5 separate regions of the Homo sapiens genome follow, and all the other regions are linked to region 1. Evidence: chromatin contacts called from ENCODE Hi-C or POLR2A ChIA-PET data. All regions are on one chromosome and are shown on one strand. The core of a region is the stretch at or near the end of the contact, and the rest is flanking DNA. Distances in the headings are between cores, read along the strand shown. Region 1 overlaps FGGY (FGGY carbohydrate kinase domain containing). Region 2 overlaps FGGY (FGGY carbohydrate kinase domain containing). Region 3 overlaps FGGY (FGGY carbohydrate kinase domain containing). Region 4 overlaps FGGY (FGGY carbohydrate kinase domain containing). Region 5 has its middle 73 kb from the start of FGGY-DT.

Region 1 (2,700 bases), core at 86-2,585:
TTCTTCTTAGCAAAATAAAAACTTTCTAACCATATGTCAGTCTCCCAAGTCATTTTGGAAGTGTTGCCATCTATGAAATCTAAAAATCATGGAAGTTCTGTGTATGCAACTTTCTAGAACATATTCCTTCTAAAAGTGAGAGAAATATGAACCAGCACATTGCTGTGAGTTCTGCTGGTTCAAAATTGGATGAGTTGCTGAATTCCATGGGCACCAGCAGCCAAAAATGGAGATAAAATAAGATCAAGTGTCATCTTCCAAAATGTACAGACATACCACCAGTGACATTCAGGCATTCTACGTCCTGGTTTATAGACACCCTTTTTCTAAGTTTTAATAGATACTAGAAAAGTACCTAGCATTAAACCTGGGTTTTCATGAACATTTTTCCCTAGAAAATTTTAAAAAGAAAGAAAAGTTTTTTTCCCAGGACTTAAAGAAATATTTTATGACTAATCAATACTATAGGTAGTACTTGAGAAAAGAAAATAATTGTGAAGATAGGACCTGAATTACTAAAATGTGTGAAATAGTACGATAATATGTATAAAAGTGCCTCATGCATAAAAGGCCCCAGTAAATGCTTTCTTCCTCCCTGATTCACATGGTGAGCAAGTGGCGGGGGCCCAGGACTAAACCTCATAGCATCAGACTCCCAGTCCAGTGCTCCTTCCAAGAGGCCTTTCAATTGTTTTCTTTCTGTCTACCTACCTCACACTGTGTCCTTCATCTCTCTGTCTAGCCCCCAGGAAAAGTGCAGCAAGTGCAGGTATTTCTGAAATGACGAGTGGCTCGCAAAAAGGATCTGATGAGTGTTAATAGTAAGCAATGTGTACCTAAGAGTGTAGACACTATTAGCATTTGGAAAAATAGGAATCTGAACTGAGAACTGGAAGGGCCCTTAGAGATCATCCCACACAAACCCTCTTTTTACAGATGAGGAAGTTGAGACCCAGAAACGGGAAGTGCTTTGTGCATGGCCAGAGAGCTCGTTGCTGATCAAACCAGGACAAGCATCCATATGAAACACGCAAATGTAAAATTACATGAAAAAAAAAAACCCTTTACCTCCAGATGTACTGCTTTCCAGAAAAGTGGCGAGGAAATACCACAAAAATACCTTTACTTCAAAAAATTTGAAAATGTTGAAGGTCATGCTTCATATTGTGCCAGGCAAGAGAACATTGTACATAATTGTAAATCACCATTGGAGGAGGTGGTCCTGGTTGTATTCTTTTGTTTGTTTGTAATACACATAACATAAAATTTATCATCTTAACCATTTTTAAGTGTACGGTTTGGTGGTATTAAGTTCATTCACATTATTGTGCAACCATCACCACCATCCATCTCCGGAACTCTTTTCATCTTGCAAAACTGAAACTTTACCCGTTAAACAATAACTCTGCATTGCCCCCTCCCCCAACCCCTAGCAACCACCATTCTACTTTCTGTCTCTGTGAATTTAACTACTCTTTAGATACCTCATATAAGTGGAATCATACAGCATTTGTCTTTTGTTGACTGGCTAATTGCATTTAGCATAATGTTCTCAAGGTTTATCCATGCTGTAGCACGTATCAGAATTTCCTTCCTTCTTGGTTGTATTCTTAATGCAACATAGCTTGTTCTCTGTGATCTGCTGATTATAACCATCGTCGCTGTGAAGACTTTGGCGTGCTTAACATTTTTGTGACTTCTTTCCAGTGGGGGAAATAGATAGCTCAGTTGTGGACGATAGCAGCAATGGGAAGCAGTATTTGAGAAGAAATCAGACTCTCTTCTTCCAGTCTTTTGCAAGTAGGTGACACAAGAGGTAAACAGAATTGCATGCTGTGCCCCTCCACATCACCCCCTATTTTCTTTGTTTCTTCTGCCCAAGGCTTCAGTCAATCAGAGAAGCAATGAGAGTTGAAGATTTTAAAAGTGGGTTTTCAAATAAGACAAGCTTGGGTTCCAGTCCTACCTCTGAAACTTACTAAATATGTGATCTTGGGTAACGTGATTGAACTCTCTGAGCCTCAGTTCTGTAATCTGTACATAGAGATAATAATACTTTTATCAAAAAAGCATGTCTTTTTTTTCCTTCTGATTGATGAGATGCTTTCTGTATTTTTTCTGGATTTAAACATAGTTTCCAAAGTTAAAATATTAATAGTACTTTTCCCTGTCCCATTGGGTTGTTTAGAAATGTAATGTGATATATGACATTTTGGCCTCTCTGAGATGTCTTGTTCCAGCCCAAAGATTATTAGGGAACCTCATGTCATTTGAAAGGGGAGAAAGATAATTTATTGATAAGGTTCTGCATGTCATATGTATCATTTTTTTCTCATCAAAAACACTGAGTAGAACTCTATTATGATACTTGGTCCTTTACTTCATACTTTTCTATCTTCCCAGCTAGTCAGAACCATGCCCACCCCGCAGTTCCCACCCCTTGGTCAGTACCTAGCATTATGCCCAGAAAAACTACAGATGCTTCTTCACACTCCCCTCCAACCCCCACACCCCCATTACCAAAGTGTTTCTATAATGCTCTGGGAATCAGCATCTCAATTCCCCCATGGCCTCATGGTTAAACATACCATTCATTCGACCTCTCAACTGTGACAAAGAAGGAAGCCTGGGTGTAGAAACTGATTTCAGCTCCCCTCTGAAGTTGGGCGTCTCTCTTTGCTGACCACTTGGGAATTTTTT
Region 2 (2,700 bases), core at 151-2,650, 360 kb before region 1:
TGTTACAATGAGATTACTGGGCTGCTTTCTTCTTCCATTAATAAGAATATAAAAAAGAATTCTTAGGTCACCAGGTCAAGCCCCAGAGGCCTTCTGGGTAGTGTGACTCTGACAGTCATCTTTCTGGGATGGTTTAGATGGTGTGGGGTGAGGGGTTGGGAATGGCGATGTTCCTCAGCTGTGGATGAGCATGATCATAAGGCATTTCCTTGTAAGGCTGGGGAAATAGTAGTGGCTACCTAGCTAGATCAGGTTTAAATGCATGCCACAGTTACTCTTCCAGTTTCTTGTGAGAGGTCTCTGTTTGAAAGATAGAGACGCTGAGTCTTTGTGACTGAAGGCCATGATTGTAATATTGAGCACTCTGTAGGTCTGTTGAGGGGATTCATAACATACATTGAAGAAAATATTTTCCTTGCTCCTACTAGGTTACTCCCGCCATGATTCTTAGAAAGATTTGAGTCTATCCAATTTTTTCTATTCCTACTCTTTTTGCTTGTCATTTTTATATGTGCTTACGTGACACAGAGAGCAAGCATGCTGTGCTTTGTACATAAAAACATTCCATGAACACAATAAGGCATTGAGTGCATTTCCTATCCTATTTTCTATAAAGGTTTACTGGTTTCAAAGTAATTTCAGACTCCACTGATCCCATTCAAAGCCTTTGATTCTTACTTGGGAGGTATCTCTCACTCAGGAAACTGAGGCTCAGAAAGTTGATGGAGTTAGTGCAGGATTACCTGACCTAGAAGTGGTGGAGTTGGCACCAGAAGGAAGTTCTTTGGACACCACATCCTGTGTTTGTTTCTACTCCCAAACTGCCTTGTGGTATGGAGTTTGAGTCATCTATATTTTCTCACCCAAGTCCTCTTTTGACTAACTGCAGACCTGTGTGAGATGGGCTTACCCAAGTCAGACATGCACTTTCTGGGCACAGAAGCCAATTGGGCCACATAGCAAGTAGAAGTTAGGGCTGGGTGATTGATTGATTGGTATCCCACATGGAAAGATTTGAAGCAACTAATTTGCTCTAATATAAACTGCTACTTACTGTGCACTGATGCCAGATGTTGAGCTCATCACACCTTATTTTGCTGAATTCTCATATCATTGGGAGATGCAGGTTTAGGTAATAGTTTTGTACTGCCAAGGAAGCTGCTTATCTGACTTCACAAAGTTATATAACTCGGAAATAGTAGAACCAGATTTCAGACTCAGGTCTTCTGCCCCCAAAGTCGCTGATTTAACTACTATCCAGTGATTTCCAAGCCAAGTTGTAAGGACATTCCAGGCAGAAATAGCCATACCTGTAAATGCTATAGAAACATGAACCAGCAAAGCAAGAGAGGAGTTGCAATGGCTAGAATTGTGTAACTTGCCTTCAGCCACGTAGCCATGGTGGCAGAGCTAGGATTTGAATTCAAGTCTTTGTGACTCATTGTCATGAGGCCATACTGCCTGTCAGGAAATGGGTTTGGTCCTCACACTGTAAGTCTAGATAGATCAGTGTGGTGAAGGCATCTGGGTATTCACTTGGTACTGTGGGTCAAGGTACTACCAGCAGTCACAGATGGGTCAGCAGCAAGTGTTCTCTAGATCACATGTCCTTTCCACAGGATGAGTCTCTTGGGCAACAGGAAATTATCTGATGACAGAGGTGAGCAGTATGGTATAATGGAAAGAAAATAGACACTGAGTTTGAATTCTGGCTCTGCAATCTACTGGCTGTGTGACAAGTGCAAGTTCCTTAACCTCTCTGTGCCTGCTGTTCACCCTTTCCCTCGCCAATCATCCACTTCTTTTATTTTGTTTTATTTTTTTTGAGATGGAGTCTCATTCTGTCGCCCAGGCTGGAGTACAGTTGCATGGTCTTGGGTCACTGCAACCTTTGCCTCCTGGGTTGAAGCAGTTCTCCTGCCTCAGCCTCCCTAGTATTTGGGACTACAGGCACATGGCACCACACCTGGCTAGTTTTTGTATTTTTTAGTAGAGATGGGGTTTCATCGTGTTGGCCAGGCTGGTCTCAAACTCCTGACCTCAAGTGATCTTCCCGTCTTGGCCTCCCAAAGTGTTGGGATTACAGGCGTGAGCCATTGCACCCGGCCCCCACTTGTTTTTCATGAAAAACTAATATTAAATGTTTCTTTTGGAGGGCTTTGTAAGGATTAAATAATATGTATGTCAAACATATGGCACATAGTAGATGTTCAATATATGGCAATGCTTTATTAATATGACTTGAAAAAAATTACTGCTTTTCTTTTTTGGACATTTCTCATAATTATGTGAAGCTCTTGTTTGAGGAACATGTTAAATAGTAAGAAATGGAATTCTAAATTATAAATCTGGTATTTCCAAACAGGAAAAAAATAATTATATATTTTAAGGTGAATTTCACTAAATGAGGATGGACATTTTTGAGTTGACTTTTATGGGATTTAAAAGGTTGTAGTCATGTTTTAAGTTAATAGAAACTGGTCGCTCATGCTTTTTCTATAAAGGAAACCATAGAAACAAAAATAAAAAATAGAATTAATCGATAAATCTATTATTCTACAACTTTAAAAATTATACAAACAAGTGTAAAATCTATATCCTCCTCCTGCAGTTCCACCCTCAGGAGCAACCACTATTAACAATTTGTTGCATATTCTTTTTTTTAAAACCTTACTAATATATCATGGATGTCTTTCCATT
Region 3 (2,700 bases), core at 158-2,657, 290 kb before region 1:
TGTTTTTCTAATGTTTAATTTTCTTAAAGTCTGTACTTCACATCATTTTTTTCCCCAGAACTGTTTATCCTCACTCCAGACATGACCCTTGGAAAGGTGGCAGAAAAAACAAACGGCTGGTGTGTTTTGGGGCAGTCTGCATTCCTTTTAACTCTCTGAGACCAGGCTTATGCATGGGCTTTCAAGCTATTTGTCCAGAGGCCCAACCACTTTGATTTCTGCTTGAAAATTAGCCTGTTGTTCAAGCTCAGGAGAGCTTCCACAGAGCTTTCTTGGGTTCGCGAACTAGAGATCTATGAAGTGTTTGCTTTTATTTGTAACTTTAACCACGGCAGCCTTAACTGGACTTTTGTTTTCTTATTTAACTTTTATCCATGTAACCTTAACCTAAGTTCTTTTTCAAATCTCCATCCTCCCCCATCTCACAATTTCTAATCCCTCTTTTGTCCTTAGATTTTTCCTTCAAAGTCAGGATATGACATTTATATCTATGCTTTAGGAAGTATCTGAAAGCTAACATACACATAGAATTATGATTTTTTTCTTGGGTTGCTTAGGAGGATTAAACAAAGGTTTTAGAAGGCAGAATTCAGAAAAAAATTGATAGAAGTTGTGCTGCAGCTTGGAGGGGAGTGTGGATTTTAGAAAGCATAAGGACACTTTCATTTGTCCCTTTCATATGGACTTTTATTTCCTCTGCGAGAGGCCCAGGGGCCTGGCCTGTGGATGGTTTAGACAGGAAAAGACTGAAGGGATAACTGCTTCCAGACCTTCAGCCTTGAATGTTCAGCCATTATTCAAGCCGTTGAGAAAGGGAGCAAGAGGCATAAGGAGGCTTCGGGAGTTTCCATGCAGCTTCTCTGAGTTCCAGCTTGTGTGCATTGTTCTCCAAATGTGTCCCCAGCACTACTGAAAGGACTTTCATACCTCAACTAACCCTTATTGCAAGCCTGTGAAGGAAGAGTTTTTTATATATATATATATATATATATATAAACAGACAAGGCAACTAAAGCTCTGGGAGGTTACAGAAACTTAAGGCCTAAGTAGGGTTACATTGAGACCAGATTAATCAGTTAGTAGATTGTCTTTCTATTTCATCATGTGCTTCATTTCCTCCTTGGTTTACATGACCCTTCTTTGGAAATTTCCTTCTGGTAATATCTTAGTTAAATGAAATAACTAAGTTTTATGGAGTATCCATTATGTGTTAGGCATTGTTTTATGCAATATGCATCTATGTAGTGCACATTCTGATAGGAACCATGTGAAGAAGGTGTATTACCTCCATTTTAGACAGGAAATCCCTGCAATACAGAGGGTTAGGTAATTTGCTCAAGATCACACAGGACACAGTAGGTGACACCAGGATTTGAGCCCAGGTCTGATTCCAGAACTTATGCCATGCCCACTACACCAGCCGTCCTTATTAAGAGGAAGGCCATTGGTATGAGGCCACTTGAAATAGACATGGTAGATATGTGGCAATCAATGCAAAGGTATTGTCTTTCATGCTCTGTTGCAATCTCATTTCATTTCTAGCATTATAGGTATTTAAAGCAGAGGTAGGCTTGCTTTCTTAGTTTCAGTTTTCTGAGAAACAAAGATAGTAACAACAATGATGATGGATCTTGTTACCATATGTGAATATCTGTGTGTACTAGGCACGGTACTTGGTCTTTACACATGTTCTTCTAGGTTAACCTTATGACAACTCTGTGAAGTTTTCTCAAATTTATATCTGAGAAAGCACTCAGAAAGGTTGAGTCACTTGCTTGCCCACATCACACTACTAGTAAGTGGAGGAGTGAGGATTTGAACCTAAGACCTCTTACAATAAAATTATGTTCTTTCCACTCAGTATATGGGACATGTATCCCTGGGGGCACATGTGAGAACTATAATTGGTCTGTAAGATTATTGATGATGGTATAGGGATAGGGTGTTAAAGAACATTGATGCCCATAGTGAAAAAGTAATTCCCTTTCACTTGTCCTACCAACCATCTGGTTACATGAAAGAGGAAGTCTCAGTTAGGTGCCAGTATGCCTTTTACAATTCTAACAGAGAACAGGGCTCAGACTCTGAGGCTCGGGCAGGTAATTGAATCTAGAAGACCATGGTGACGTTCTTTTTGTTTTTATTGTATTTTAATATCTTCTCATTAAAAAATATTATAATGTGTTCATATATACAAAATAAATGTAATGTATATATAAGGTTAAAAGAATAATATAATGAGTATCCATGTACCTATCACCTATTGAAGCATTAGATTAATTTTAGTTACTATGGGAACCTTCTGTGTCACTCTTCCCATCCCAACTTCTTTCTTTCTCTCCTACCAACATCTTACATAATCACTGTATAACTATCAAAATCAGCCAGTTAACATTCACATAATACTATTACTCAGTCTACAGACTTTTTGCTAGTTTTGCCAGTTGTCATACTGTTTCATTTCCTGGACCAGAATCTAGGATCACACAATACATTTACTAGTCATATCTCCTTTGTCTTTGGAATAGTTCCTCACTCTTTTTGTCTTTCATGACCATGACGTTTTTGGAGTCTGGTTAGGCATTTTGTAGAATGTCCCTCACTTTGGGTTGGTCTGATGTTTCCACAATATTAAATTCAAATTATGTGTTTTTGGCAGGGAAGCTACAGAAATGATGTTGTGCCTTTCACAGTGCATCA
Region 4 (2,700 bases), core at 120-2,619, 340 kb before region 1:
TCCTATGTGTAATACCAATTCCAAAGGCAGCCAACTTCGAGCTGTAAAGCTGATTAACTTACTTGAGTACCTTCTACTTGTTTCCCTTGACATTTACCAGTGCCGCCAGTCTCAGAATGTTTTTACTTCACAAGAGTTATTTTATTTAATCTTTACAGCAGTCTGTGGGACAGATATTATCTCTTTTTATATTACCAGATGAGGAAACTGAAGCTCAAAAAAGTTAAATAACTTACTCGTGGTCTCATACTATGTAAGCAAACCCATGTCAAGAGCCACACCATTAGCTCTGTTCCCTCATCTGCTACCTTATGGGAACCTGTGCACTTTCAGTGTGGGAATCCAGAAGTGGTCTCTGCCACCAAGAAATTACAGTCTAGTTAAAGAATAAAGATACAGAGCAACCAAGCAGTAAGAGCAGAACAAGAAAATAGATGAAAATAAGAGCTAAAGCGTATGTAGTGCTTGTTAATACATCTGGTACTTTTCTAAGCATTTTACCCATGATAATTCATTTATTTCTCACAGCTACCCTATAATTATTGTATTTTTCTTTTCTTTTCTTTTTTTTGAGAGGGTCTTGCTCTGTCACCCAGGTTGGAGTACAGTAGCACAGTCTTGGCTCATTGGAACCTTTGCCTCCCAGGCTTGAGCGGCTCTCCCACCCCAGCCTCCTGAGTAACTGGGACTACAGGCACACACCACCATGCCCAGATAATTTGTGTATTTTTTTGTAGAGATGAGGTTTTACCATGTTGCCCAGGCTGGTCTCAAACTCCTGAGTTCAAGTGATCCACCCACCTCGGCCTCCCAGAGTGCTGGGATTACAGGTGTGAGCCACTGTGCCCAGCCTAATTATTGTCTTTTACAGATGAGGAAACAGGCACAGAGACTTTAAGCAACTTGCCCAAGGTCACTCAGCTAATAAGTGGCAAGGCTGGGATTTGAACTTTGGCATTTCACATCCAGAGTACGGGCTTATCACCATTTTGCTCTACTGCCTCTTTCAGCGTTTGCTTTGCAGGCTTTGCATAAACTAGTTTAGGGAAGAAATTTGTGGGTGATGGCTTCGGGAGGATCTGAGGCTGTGAACAATGGTCAGTAGCTTCATTGTTTCATTTAAGAAATACTGAGTGTCTCCTGTGTGAGAGGCACTTTGCTGGGCGCTGGAGATGCCAAGGTGAATGAGTGGGATAAGGGCCCTGGGGTAGGCTTCTGGGAACTTAGAGTCTAGTGTAGAGAGGCAGAAAATAGACACACACAAAGTAATTTTGTTTTCTGGAAAATGCTACGAAGGAAAAACACAGATGAACAGATTTGGCATAGCGAGTGTGGGCCTCTCTTGGGAGTTTTTGTTTGACCTGAATGATGAGATAGGAAGGAGGAGCAACAGATTCACTGTGGGGGAGGAAAGCACCTCATGAGATCAGCAAAGGAGGTCAGCTGGGCCAGGAGGGTATGAGCAAGGCACAGAGGCGTAGGAGGGGGTTTGGCGAAGTGGGCAAAGGCTGCTGCATGCAGCCTTGAGGCCAGGGGCAGGAGTTTGAGTTTTATTCCAAGATCAGTGGGAAATGGTTGATGGGCTTTAAACATGGGTGTGACACAGTATGTTTTATGACCTTAAAAAAATCATTCTGGCATATGTGCTAGGTAGATAGTAAATATTTGTATAGCAACAACAAACTTCATACTGTTTTTTTTTTATTATTATACTTTAAGTTTTAGGGTACATGTGCACAACGTGCAGGTTTGTTACATACTGTAATGTTAAAGGGAAGAAAAGTTAGAAGACTAATGAACAGTCTTATAAATACATTTGTTTAAAGAAACTATCAGTATGGAAAAAAAGACTGGCCATATACACACAAGAAAACATTAATACTGGTACACTGTTCATGGTTGGAAGAGTTTGCTACTGTTTTAGCACAATGCTCATGCTTTTATTACTTAGTAATTTTCCATTCAAAGCTTGTAGTCATAGCTAACCTTTCTGGTTGACAACACTTCATTATTGAGCAAGGGATTTTTTTTTTTTCTTTTTGGGCTTATTTTCCTAAAAAGCAACATGCTAGGGACTTCACAGGCAGAATTTTATCTCTGCCCTTTAGTGACACAGTGTAACAGCATGCTGTTTTACTGTATCTGTGTGGCAGTATGAGGAAACCAAGACTCAGAGGACTTAAGTAGCATCCCCAAAGCTACACAATAGTAGGTTGTAGAGCCCAGATTCTCACCTAGTCCAGTCTGCCTCCAGCTCCTGGGATCTAACTATTGCCTCTCACTGCCTGCTTTTAAAGGGCACTCATTTCTTCCCACTTGCCAGGGCTACAGGCTGGCAGACCACTGGCTGAATCTGGTCCCCAATCAGGTTTAGTTTGACCTACCATGTGCTTGGAAAAAAAAAATAAACAATTTTAAATTAGTTTCCAATATTTAAAAATTGAGAAATTTTATCTGAAAATTCAGATTATTTATTTTCCTGAATAAATAATGAAAGAACTTGGCAATACAGGGTCCACACTTCCATGCAGAAGGGAACGGCTGGAGCTGAATAGGGGCTGCCTTCTTTAGAAGGGGTCGGCATTCTTCATTTTGCAGCAGTCCTCACCCAGCCTGCTACACTCATTTCCTTTTTCAGCCCTACCCCTCTGAGCACTTGAATTTGAGACTTAGGCTGTGGGAATTTGTTCAAGGAATCTG
Region 5 (2,700 bases), core at 196-2,695, 470 kb before region 1:
AGACTAAGATAGCATTTTACTTCCCCTTCACTCCCTTCTTTCTCCTGCCACTGATATTTTACAGAGAATAGATTATTAGTAAGACAGAATAAAGACATACAGGCTGTAACAGCACAAAAATCCATGGAAGGTTGCTGAGAAAGTTGGTCAGTGTTGACAGGAAAAATGCTGATTTGGTGTGTTGATACACCTAAAACTTTATAGATCTAACGCTGCCCCTCCAGGTTGAAGCTCAGATTCCAGGCAGAGAAAGAAGTAGAGGTAAGAAGTGGGTATAGAAAAAGAAGGGGAGATACAGAGAGGAAGAAAAGCCTCAAATGTCTGTGTGAATTGGGCTCAGAAGTGGAAGATAGTGAAATGAAAAATAAATGCTTCACACCATCGCTATGTATTACCAGATTTAAAAAGGATTTTCACTCTGATTATGATATACACCCACAAGCTCTTCTAGATCTTTTGTCCATAACTAAGACCAGCTTTTGCTGGGCACTGCAGATACTGACATGGATTAAGATGCAGTCACTGGGCCAGGCGTGGTGGCTCATGCCTGTAATCCCAGCACTTTGGGAGGCCGAGGCAGGAGGATCACCTGAGGTCAGGAGTCTGAGACCAGCCTGGCCAACATGGTGAAACCCCATCTCTACTAAAACTACAAAAATTAGCCAGGCATAGTGGCACATGCCTGTAATCCCAGCTACTCGGGAGACTGAGGAAGGAGAATTGCTTCAACCCAAGAGGTGGAGGTTGCAATGAGCTGAGATTGCACCACTGCATTCCAGCCTGGGCAACAGAGTAAGACTCTGTCTCAAAAAAAAAAAAAAAAAGCATTACTCTTCTAGGGTCACTCACAGTCTAAGGGAGATGGCAGACAAGCAGATAGAGAAGTGTAAGGGAGGATGGCTGTGATGATAAGCCGTGCACCATACCCAGACATGGACTTTCAGGAAGACTTCGCAGAGGAGGTGTGATGGCTGGGGAAATTAGTTTTTGAAAGATGGGTTGGTGTTATCCAGACAATGAAAAGAAGAGGTAATAAGACAAGAAGAATAAAATCCTTTTTGGCAGAAGAATCAGCTTGTGAAAAGAGCAAGGGGCATGAAAAATTTGTGGTAGTTTATTATGGTTGAAGAAAAGGTATGAGTGAGAAGGACAGACAGGAACTACGGCAAGAACTAGATCATGAGGGACCTGTGTGCCAGACTAAGAGTTTAAACTTTATTCTGAATGCTATGGGGAGCCACTTAGAGAATATTCCACGGAATTGTGATCTTAAGTCACTGAGATGGAACTACTGGAATTTCTTGGATGCCTCCAACAGCTTACCTCTGGGTCCTAGTTTCTGATGTCTGGCCTGAAATTCATGCAGTCTTTGGCTTCATTCTTCGCTTTGGGATCAGAGGATGGACTCATTTCCATGGTGCTGGGCCACTGGGTGGAGCCTTTATAGGTGGGGCCTTCCAGAAATGGGTGACACCCATGATGTCAGAGGGGTTGGGCATGGGGGGAATGGAATGGGGTGTAAACAGCTGCTATCACTATCCCCCCTTCTTTCTTAGTGAGAAAATACAAACCATTTCCCATGCTGCTGAGCAAGGATTCCTTTCAGTTCTGGAGAAGTTCACTCTTTTTTAAAACCCAGATTATTTATAGAGACTGCAGAGTTGTGAAAAGACCTCAAGCTTCATGGTCAAGGGATCTAGATTTGAATCCTGGCCTGGTTATATGCTGTGAGAACTTTAGCAAGCTAGTTACTTTCTCTGAGCCTTAGTTCCCTTAGCTTTAAGATGGAGATAATAATGTCTCTCTCACAGGGCTAATAAGAGCATCAGAGAAGAAAATATTCATAAATTTTTGGCACTACATATTAGTTCTTCCTCCAGATAATTTTCTTCTTGTGGTGTTTTTCTCTCTTATTGGACATCCAGGGCCCACTGAGTCCAGCTTTTCTACCCCAATGATAGAATTTTTAAAACATTACAAGAACATTTGAGTGTCATTGACCAAACTAAAAAAAAAGTGGCTAATTTCTTCGTTTATTTTAGTAAACTGCACTAAGTCAGGCATCATGGATTTATGAAGTTGCAAAGAACCTGATACTCAAAGTAGAAAGACCTGATCTACTATCTCTGTCTGCACCTTTGGCCAAGTCACTTTTCTGAAAAATGAAGTTCCTTCCAGTCTTGATGGTGTCCAGAACAAGCTAATAAACTATCAGATTCCAGGAAGTTCAGTTTACTGGGGGAACAGGAGGCTAAGAACCAAAGGGTGACCTCTTTATCAGCTAAGTTCTGTGAGTTTCCAAGCAGGCCTGCAGATAAGGAAGAAGAAATTCTTCCATGGGAAAAGAGTTAAAAAGTTTATGCTTCAAGAATGAATCTTAAAATATTCCAAAAATGTCAGAGAAGAAACATACCCCAGGGGACCCCCCAGGACGAGTGATAGAGGAGAACAGCTGGACTTGCCACATGCTGAGCCCTGTGCAGTCCCCAGACCGAATTTCAAAGAGCTGCTATGTATGGTGCAACACCAGGGTAGGCCTCCTCCTGTGTTGTATCTCTCCCTGCTTTCTAGGTGCAGAAGGCCTTTCCCAGGGCAAGCCTATTGACATTGTATCCAACTTCTGCTTAATACATAAGAGAGCTACCTTTGGAATCACACAGACATGGATTCAAAACCCAATTCTGCCACTTACTGTGTGAC

The links. A loop is a pair of places that touch in the nucleus more often than their neighbours do. ChIA-PET counts read pairs that join two places held with the same protein, here RNA polymerase II (POLR2A). Pooled maps may share reads with other maps.
Region 2: a loop to region 1 is called in a map of PC-3, with 2.7 times the contacts of the local background. The contact joins two enhancer-like sites. A Hi-C loop is called at or near these places in 3 of 168 maps with a recorded cell type or tissue (GM12878, PC-3 and pancreas), 12 of 37 single-sample maps with no recorded cell type and 8 of 50 pooled maps.
Region 3: a pooled map shows a loop between it and region 1 (7-fold over the local background). The contact joins two enhancer-like sites. A Hi-C loop is called at or near these places in 4 of 168 maps with a recorded cell type or tissue (PC-9, gastrocnemius medialis and psoas muscle) and 7 of 50 pooled maps. POLR2A ChIA-PET finds 5 or more read pairs at or near these places in 1 of 52 experiments (MCF 10A).
Region 4: a loop to region 1 is called in a map with no recorded cell type, with 17 times the contacts of the local background. The contact joins two enhancer-like sites. A Hi-C loop is called at or near these places in 3 of 168 maps with a recorded cell type or tissue (GM12878, IMR-90 and adrenal gland), 22 of 37 single-sample maps with no recorded cell type and 8 of 50 pooled maps. POLR2A ChIA-PET finds 5 or more read pairs at or near these places in 1 of 52 experiments (AG04450).
Region 5: a loop to region 1 is called in a map of Calu3, with 4 times the contacts of the local background. The contact joins two enhancer-like sites. A Hi-C loop is called at or near these places in 1 of 168 maps with a recorded cell type or tissue (Calu3), 5 of 37 single-sample maps with no recorded cell type and 2 of 50 pooled maps. POLR2A ChIA-PET finds 5 or more read pairs at or near these places in 2 of 52 experiments (AG04450 and WTC11).

What each region holds. Positions count from the first base shown.
Region 1 is chr1:59,695,941-59,698,640 of GRCh38, forward strand. All of the region lies in intron 14 of FGGY (FGGY carbohydrate kinase domain containing), which reads left to right. Among named protein-coding and RNA genes, the nearest start is that of MIR4711, 36 kb to the right of the region's middle. Within about 2 kb of position 1,336, at least 3 of the 41 ENCODE cell types and tissues checked have a DNase peak (open chromatin) inside an H3K27ac peak, as active enhancers do.
Region 2 is chr1:59,332,336-59,335,035 of GRCh38, forward strand. The region is part of intron 2 of FGGY (FGGY carbohydrate kinase domain containing); the gene reads left to right. Among named protein-coding and RNA genes, the nearest start is that of FGGY, 37 kb to the left of the region's middle. Within about 2 kb of position 1,401, at least 3 of the 41 ENCODE cell types and tissues checked have a DNase peak (open chromatin) inside an H3K27ac peak, as active enhancers do.
Region 3 is chr1:59,408,630-59,411,329 of GRCh38, forward strand. The region is part of intron 5 of FGGY (FGGY carbohydrate kinase domain containing); the gene reads left to right. Among named protein-coding and RNA genes, the nearest start is that of FGGY, 110 kb to the left of the region's middle. Within about 2 kb of position 1,408, at least 2 of the 41 ENCODE cell types and tissues checked have a DNase peak (open chromatin) inside an H3K27ac peak, as active enhancers do.
Region 4 is chr1:59,353,527-59,356,226 of GRCh38, forward strand. All of the region lies in intron 4 of FGGY (FGGY carbohydrate kinase domain containing), which reads left to right. Among named protein-coding and RNA genes, the nearest start is that of FGGY, 58 kb to the left of the region's middle. Within about 2 kb of position 1,370, at least 10 of the 41 ENCODE cell types and tissues checked have a DNase peak (open chromatin) inside an H3K27ac peak, as active enhancers do.
Region 5 is chr1:59,221,985-59,224,684 of GRCh38, forward strand. No RefSeq gene overlaps it. Among named protein-coding and RNA genes, the nearest start is that of FGGY-DT, 73 kb to the right of the region's middle. Within about 2 kb of position 1,446, at least 3 of the 41 ENCODE cell types and tissues checked have a DNase peak (open chromatin) inside an H3K27ac peak, as active enhancers do.